Linked DNA regions of Homo sapiens: region 1 is linked to region 2. Evidence: chromatin loops called from intact Hi-C (ENCODE). Cell type or tissue: ascending aorta. All regions are shown on one strand.

Region 1 (4,000 bases), 63 kb before region 2:
TGGAGACCAGCCTGGCCAACATGGTGAAACCCCATCTCTACTAAAAATACAGAAAACCAGCTGGGCGTTGTGGCACATGCCTGTAGTCCCAGCTACTCAGGAGGTTGAGACAGTAGAATCGCTTGAACCTGGGAGTGGAGGTTGCAGTGAGCTGAGATCGTGTCACTGCACTCCAGCCTGGGCAACAGAACGAGACTCCATCTCAAAAAAAAAAAAAAAAAAAAAGAGAGAGAGAGAAAGGAGCTGACATTAGGTTTCGAGGTCTGGGTGAGGTTTCCCACAAAAAAGATGTCACTGGTTTCACTCTGCCTTGGTAGGATGACTTGGGTATCTTTCTACTCCTAAGAAGGTATTAAGAATAACATAAAACCTAGTGAGTTTGCAAGGCTTAGCCTCCGAAGGGTGACTAAGACAGGCTTTCTTTTCCTGTCTTCAGAATGAATGGATTACAAAGACTAGATACAACTTTAGGTTTTCTTTGTCTTCTTTTTTTTTAATTTAATTTTTATTTTCTTTTTCTTTTTCTGTGAGCCTATGGCTTGTATTGAAACTTTAGGTTTTCTTGAGCTGTGGTGCTGAGGGCAGGAAGAAGACACTAACAGCGAAGCATGTGTTTGTGGTTGTTGGAGGATTCCTGCAGTTCACTTGAGGTGGCGGAATCTTCTGGTGGAGGGATGCCCTCCGGCGTGGGTCTGGGGTTGTGTGCTCCTGGTGGTCCTAGTGGTTTTCTTTGCCTGTGGTCCAGATACTGCTGGATACTGGCAGCTCCTGTGGTTGGGCCAGTTTGTACACTTGGCGTTAGGCTTGATCAGTGATGTTGCTGACCCTCGCCCATGCTGGGTAAGTGTCCAGGTGGAAGAGGCTAACTCCCCAGGTGTTGATGGCCACCATTACTATCACCAGTCCAATAACGTTGACTCCCAGGCCAGCTTTCACCTGCAGGACACAAACCAGCACACCCTAGTCACTCTGACCAGCAGCAGCACAGATCCCCAAGTCCCCCTTCTGTTCCTGCAGCCTATGCCTTGTGGCCCAGATTAGTTCCCAGTTGCTGCCTGGGGTGCTCTAGCATTGCCTTGTAGGGTGCACAGGACTGTGGAAAGGCGGGAAAGGGACAATTAGAGTCATCTCCACTTCATGCTTACAGCACTCTCACTAGATTTCAAGTGGAAGCCTAGAAGGTATGTTAGTTACTTGGAACACCCACTCTGTGGAACGTGAAGAGGTATTTCTGCAGCTCACTGATAGGGAAATGTGCTAAACAAAACTAACCAGATCTCTGTAAAGCAGGAACTTCTCAGAGCCCCGATGCGTTAATACAGGGAACTTGTACGAGGGGCTATATTACATGAAGCCTTTGCTACTGTTACCTTTTTTTAAGGAACAGCTCATGGAAATAGTGTACCTTGAGTTCACTTGGGGAAACGGTTTAGCTGCCTCTGCTCAGCTCTTCCTCAAGAAGGGGACACAGGCATGCTAGCTGGAATGGAGCCTTTGCTTCTTTCCTCTGAGGGAATTACACCTCAGTGACTGACCCTTTTCACTTCTGCCTTGACATTGACACCCACAGGCTGAAGTGGGGGATGTGAGAGATGGTGGGCTGGCAGAGCCAGATGGAAAAATGTGTCCTGTAAGGATAGCTGGCATCTTCCCAAGGAGTAACCAGGCATATAGCATGTAGCCAAGACAAGTCACTAGCTGGCATTAAGTTGGGAAAATTGCAAGGGGAAAGTGGATGCTGGGAAATTGTTTCAAGCAAATGGCTAGACGTGTCCTCTCTCTCCTGCCGTCTGGTCGGGGCCCCCTGGGCATTTTGGCATGGAGGACAGCCCATGTTTCCCCACAGGTGAGAGGGCAGGTTCTAGCAGGGCTAAATTAAGGAGTGTTAGAGTTGAAAGGGACCCCATGGAGCATCCAGCTGGAACCTCATCATTTAGCAGATGAGGAAATTGAAGTCAAGGTAGTGCCCAAGCTGGGAATAGTGCCCAAGACTGGCTCACTTCTTGTCACCTGGTACCTTTGAAAATTACTGCCTCTGATCATTTGATTCCAGTGTAGAAAGCTAGGGGTCAGTGGTGGGGGCACACAGCAGAGGAAGCGGGAGACAGGAGAGCTGGGGTAGAGCTCAGCGTGAGCAGACTGAGGGTTACGCAGTAAGATGGGAGGGGAGAGGGATGGCTGGGACACTCCATTCAAGGAAGTATCACGGATGACTTAGATGAGCAGTTCGAACAGTCGAAAGGACCTGAATAGGCTGAGAGCAGTGACTCACACCTGTAATGCCAGCACTTTGGGAGGCCAAGGCAGGCAGATCATCTGAAGCCAGTAGTTCAAGACCAGCCTGACCAACATGGTGAAACCCCATCTCTACTAAAAATACAAAAATTAGCTGGGCATGGAGGCGCACACCTGTAGTCCAAGGTACTCTGGAGGTTGAGGCATGAGAATCACTTGAACCTGGGAGGCAGAGGTTGCAGTGAGCCGAGATCGCACCACTGAACTCCAGCCTGGGTGAGAGTGAGATTCTGTCTCAAAAAAAAAAAAAAAAAAAAAAAAAAAAGGATAAAAAAGGACCTGAATATCTGCCACCAGCCTGAAACTTTTTCTTCCTTTCCTCTATTTGTTACTTTACAGGGCTGCCCGAGAACAAATTTGGCTCCCATGAAAAAAAATTGTCAGACCATCAGTAATTCGTATCAGTGTTTTCCATCCTCTCCCCCCCCGCTCAGCCCTGGATACTAAGTATAGCAGCAGGTGTATAGGTAGAGGAGTAGAAGGTAGATAGGCCCAGTGCTAAAGTCAGCAGCAAAATATCTCAAAGCCATCTTTTGTGAGCCCAGCTGAAAATGAAAATGAATGGTGGACGCTTCATTTTCCATTGTTGCTTCAGGGGTTTCTTGCCTGGGCCGGGGTGGAGGGTGAGTTGAGCAGAAGAATCCTGTTTTCTCAAAATACCTTTCACCCTAGGTTCATACACTTCCTCATTCTCATCTTCTGTGAATAAACCAGTAGCTTTCTCAATGAATGTCTCCACTGGCCTAATGAAGAAACGAAGGCAAAACTTGTTTGCACAGGCTCATGCCTTCTGGAACTGGGCCACAGCCTGTCTGTTCCAGCTTTCTCTACCTAGGTACCCACTTCCTTCCAGGGAAGGGTTGGGGAGAGCACATTCTTGCTATCCTTGGTGCTTATAGACCAACAAAAACCTTTTTATAGGTGCTATTCTTGCTACCACACTGGGTTTAGCATTGACAGGCCAGGGACACTGCTACAAAATAAGCTTTGAAAGAAGGCTGCAGAGCTGTCATCCCTGTCCTCATGGCAGCTGGGCCTGGCAGGGAGAGGGCACCCCAACTCACCATATCTTTGATCTGGCAGTGCCCATAGCTGAAGACGATGGCATTAGGGGGATTGCCCACAGGCAGCATCACTGCAAAGGAGATGCACATGGTGACTGGGATCAGGGTGTAGAGGGGGTTAATGTGCAGCGTTTCAGACTAGAAGAGAGAATTCACAGAAACATTCACGAGATTAGGCTTGCATTTCCTGTGCTTAATGTCAGGAGCATGCTTTAATGATGACTTGGTGCTGGCTAACCTTAGCAGGACACTATGTGGAGGGGTAGTTAGGTCTCTGCCCTCTGGGGCATGCAGTCCCTTGACAACCTGAATAGGCTGATGCTGCTTACTTGCTCCACATGGAAATATGGCTTTGAGTTACTCCCTAGAAGGGATGTTTGATTTTTTTGGTGTTATTCTAAGGAATTGGTTCCTAAACTTTATTCTTTAGCTGAGACTTCCTTTCCTTAAACTCAAATCTCATGAATAGGTTGCTTTGATTGAAGTGGGGATTCCTCAGTCTTAGGGTACAGAACTAAGGTGGTTTTTTTTTTTTTTTTTTCCTAGGGAAGATAATTGTTTTATATGGGATTTGAATCCATGGTCCTGCTCTCAATGTTGCCAAGTTTTAACTGCACTCTGTTGCTCGCAGGAGCAAGATG
Region 2 (4,000 bases):
TCCCCCACACCTTAGCCCTTCAAAGCTTTCTTGCCTAGACAAACAGCCAGAGGCACTCCAATGGAGTAGCCTGCCTTTGTTTGGCAGCCCGACCTTCTCTTTGACTTTCTGTAATCTGGGTTAAAAGTCTCTTTCTTCTTCTTTCCTCCCATCCCTCCGATATGTTCAGTAGTATGGTATTCAGGCTAATCATGCTTTCCCCAGAACTGTGCATAGCATTTGTGGCAAAGAGCTTGTTGGAAAGGATTCAAGCTGCAGACCATCTCAAGCCAAACTCCAACTGTATTTTTAATGAATCAGTTGAAGCAACTCGATGGAAAGGACGGTGGGTGTGGAAAGGAAAAGCTCTCGTTTGTAAAAGATCTTTTGCCAGATCTGACTGATGTCATTTACTTTTTGACTCCTGGGCCAGCCCTCTGGAAACAGAGTGCTATTCTGAGCGAGCCAGGGTCTCGGCCCTGTGCGTGGGGGTCCTCTGGGAGAGCTCCTGAAAGGGCTCTGGCAGCCAGCTCCTCTTGGCTGGAAAGCTCCACCATGTAGGGGGGAGCTTGGGGCTGCCGGGAGCAGGTGAGTGGCCCATGGGGGATGGAGAAATATGCAGAGCGGATGAATGAGGACGGGGCACTCTGCCAGCAGATGGACCTGGGGGATCAAATTCAACTCTGCCCTTGCAGCTGGGGGAGCTGGGTCACTTCACTTCTTGCCTCACTCTCCAATTTTCTAACCTGTAAATGGTTAGGATAGCACCTGCCTCACAGAGTTACTATGGAGAGAGGAGATGGCTCTGTATGGGGCACTTGGGCAGTGAATACTTAAAACAATTTTCTTTTTGGATACAGGGTCTTGCTCCATCATCCAGGCTGGAGTGAAGTGGCGCAATCATAGCTCTCTGCATCGTTGACCTCCTGGGCCTAAGTGATCCTACCACCTTGATCTCCTTGCCTTAAGTGATCCTACCACCTTAACCTTCTGAGTAGCTGGGACTACAGGCATGTGCTGCTACACCCAGCTAATTTTTTTTTTAACTTTCCCCTGAGTCACTGGAATTATAGGCGTGCACCACCGTGCCCGGCAGTCAGTGAGTACTTACTGAGTACTGACCACAGGCCTTTCCCTCATGGAACATTCATGACTGAGGACACACACAACCCTTAAATGGACACCTGAAAATGACATAAGGTCCACCAAAAAATGGAAGGGCTGCTCTATTAAACTACTTAAAAAATAACTTGTATGTATTCAACAAAAGCATAGCTATTCATATCCTTAATAGGTGCATATTTCATTCATATCCTTAATAGGTGCATAATTCTTTCTCAAGTCTGGCTAGTCCTCCCCCTTCCAGTGGTGCCCTGGCAGGACCTGGTATGTGCTGGGACGTGGGCCACCTGTGTGTGTGTGTGTGTGTTTCTGTGTGTGTGTATGTGTGTGTGTGTGTAGATGTGGCTTTCCTGGCTTGGCCACAGGTGAGTCATTTGGTCTTCATCAAACTGGTGGGGCTGGAATGGGTGATCCTGGATCCTGGCATGGAAAGCTGCCTCCCAGGGTGGAATCCTAGAGAGCGCTTAGGGAAAGGCTGGGAGGATGGTAGGAAAAAGACAGTGCTAACAACAAGGCGCATATTGCCTGTGGGTTTACATCTACATTTACATTTTGGAGCAGGAGGGTGGGAGGATGGACACGGGGTAGTGGTGGGGCTGGGGGCCAAAGGGCAGGGGGTGGAAGAGGAAAAGCTCTGGAAGAGATTGCCCTAAGACTGTTTCCAAAGGGAGTACTTTGAATTGAGGCTGGAGGTAGGGTGGGGGTAAGGATGAAGGTGAAATGAATAATACATTTGGAAAAACTTACTCATTTGGGTGTGACTCCTATTCAGTCTTGAAAAAAAAGATGGCAAGAATTGTGTATTTCTTTTATAATTAGAAAAAAATGTTAAAAATGAAAAAAAAATCAACTACGCGGAAGACATTTGATGATGGTTGGAGGGACTCTGTATCATTTGTTGACTCAGCGCTGACTTGAGCCATTAATCTAGCACGTCACATCCGCTGCCTCATAGTGACCTCGGTTTGGCTGGCTTTGAGTCAGTGGATTGTGAACTCACTGTGGAAAGACCTTCCCCAATGCGGAAGGACATGGCCCGGAGAAGTTGCTCCCAGAATGTTGCTGTAGATTCCCCTGTTAAGAGCCTTAAACTTCCTTTAATGAAAAATTTTTATTTTTCAAAAACTGGTAGGCAATAGCTAATATTTATATTGTGCTTTGTCATTTACAAAGTATTTTCATCTATATTTTTGAATATGACCCTCACAGTAATAGCATGAGGGTTTTATTGATGTGATGGATGTTAATGTCACCCGTTAGTGAACTAAAGCTCAGAGAGGTTAAGAGACTTGTCTGAGATCACATTGCCAAATAGAGATGGAACTTAAACCAGGACCCTTGCAGAGTAGCTCATGATGTGGCTATCGTGTTTACAAACCATATTGCAAGTCAAATAATCCCTTTTGGCTTTGTAATAGCCTGTGCCTTAGGAAGAGTGGGCACTGTTACCCTGTTTAATAAGCAAATCCCCAGTGTGACAAAGAGGGGAGTGACAGAACCCAACTCCAAGATCTCTTTGCTTTTTACTTCCAAGTGCTACCTCAAAGTTTGTGCACACAATGAAAAGGGAGGTGTGAAAACAGGGTGACTACAGTCAATAACAATTTAATTGTACATTTAAAAAGAACTAAAAGAGGGCCAGGCACTATGGCTCATGCCTATAATCCCAGAACTTTGGGAGGCTGAGGTGGGCAGATCACTTGAGGTCAGGAGTTTGAGAGCAGCCTGGCCAACATGGTGAAACCCCATCTCTACTAAAAATACAAAAATTAGCCAGGCGTGGTGGTGCGCACCTGTAACTCCAGCTACTCAGGAGACTGAGGCACGAGAATCGCTTGAACCTGGGAGGCGGAGGTTGCAGTGAACCAAGATTGCACCCCTGCATTCCAGCCTGGGCAACAGAGTGAGACTCCGTCTCAAAAATAAATAAATAAGTAAATAAATAACAAATAAAAGTAACTAAAAGGGTATCACTGGATTGTTTGTAACACAAAGGCTAAATGCTTGAGGGGATGGATACCCCATCTTCCATGATGTGACGTGCCTGTATCAAAACATCTCATAGGCCCCATAAATATGTATACCTACTATGTGCCCACAGAAATTAAAAATTAAAAATTAAAAAAAGAAAAGGGAGGGGTGTACGTGTGTATGTGCATGTGTATGCAAGGTTGTTATGAGAAAAATGAAGAATGCTGTATTATTTGTTTCTGGGCAACGATCACTTCACAGCTCAGCTCAAAAGACTTATATCCCTGTTAGAGATGTAAGTCCCTAATGTCACGTTTAACCATGAGGAAATAAAACCCAGCATAAGTACAGTAGCTTTTGCCTCCCTCCCATTTCAGATCCTTCTCTCGCGCTGCTCTATCCCCACTCCGGCCACTCCTTCCTTCCCTGACACTGTCCTTGAGAAGCAAGCAGGAGGCGCATCCATGCCACCATGCCAGTTGCCTTCCAATTTTGCATCTCTAGAAACACCTACTGGCCTGACTTGAAGGAGCCTGTTCTTCTTGCGGTTCTTTCTAGGAGAGTGAACTCAGTTGACTTTAGGCAGTGGAAAGATTTCCGTTCATATTGGTGAAGAGTGGGCAGTGCCGTGGGTCCCTCCTTTCCTAACAGTGATAAACTCTGGCTCGAGGTGCTCCCAGTGTCTACCAAGCAGAGCCACTCCCAGGGAAATGGAGAAAAGATGCCATCCAGCTAGGAGGAACTACATCCTGAGGGGGAGGAAGTCAGTGATAAGAGAACAGCCTTTGCTGGGGCCCCTTCCTTTGTGAGGAGGTGGCGGAGCTGGTGGGTGCAGTGGAGGTTGAAGGGTTGCTCTCCTCACCTGCCCACCTCTGGCTGCAGAGATGCATCCCCTCCCGGTGAGGAGGCAACGTTCTGCAGAGCTTCT

What was found. A loop is a pair of places that touch in the nucleus more often than their neighbours do. Peaks named below come from ENCODE experiments on the same cell type or tissue, not always from the same donor. Only the 100,000 strongest peaks of a DNase experiment are listed, where the experiment ranks them.
Region 1: it touches region 2 in a loop (2.7-fold over the local background); 24 of 110 quality-filtered maps call a loop at or near these places.

The regions. Positions count from the first base shown.
Region 1 is chr7:135,680,765-135,684,764 of GRCh38, forward strand. SLC13A4 (solute carrier family 13 member 4) reads right to left here. Exons shown (of 16, transcript NM_001318192.2): 15 at 3,360-3,497; 16 at 467-936. The coding sequence ends at 799. Among named protein-coding and RNA genes, the nearest start is that of STMP1, 20 kb to the left of the region's middle. In ascending aorta, no CTCF peak of the experiment used is centred here; a DNase peak (open chromatin) is centred at 1,759; H3K27ac peaks cover 2,174 bases.
Region 2 is chr7:135,744,081-135,748,080 of GRCh38, forward strand. All of the region lies in intron 1 of FAM180A (family with sequence similarity 180 member A), which reads right to left. Among named protein-coding and RNA genes, the nearest start is that of FAM180A, 2.7 kb to the right of the region's middle. RefSeq lists an enhancer at 1,171-2,370. In ascending aorta, no CTCF peak of the experiment used is centred here; DNase peaks (open chromatin) are centred at 461, 1,061, 1,431 and 2,071; H3K4me3 peaks cover 3,921 bases; H3K27ac peaks cover 4,000 bases.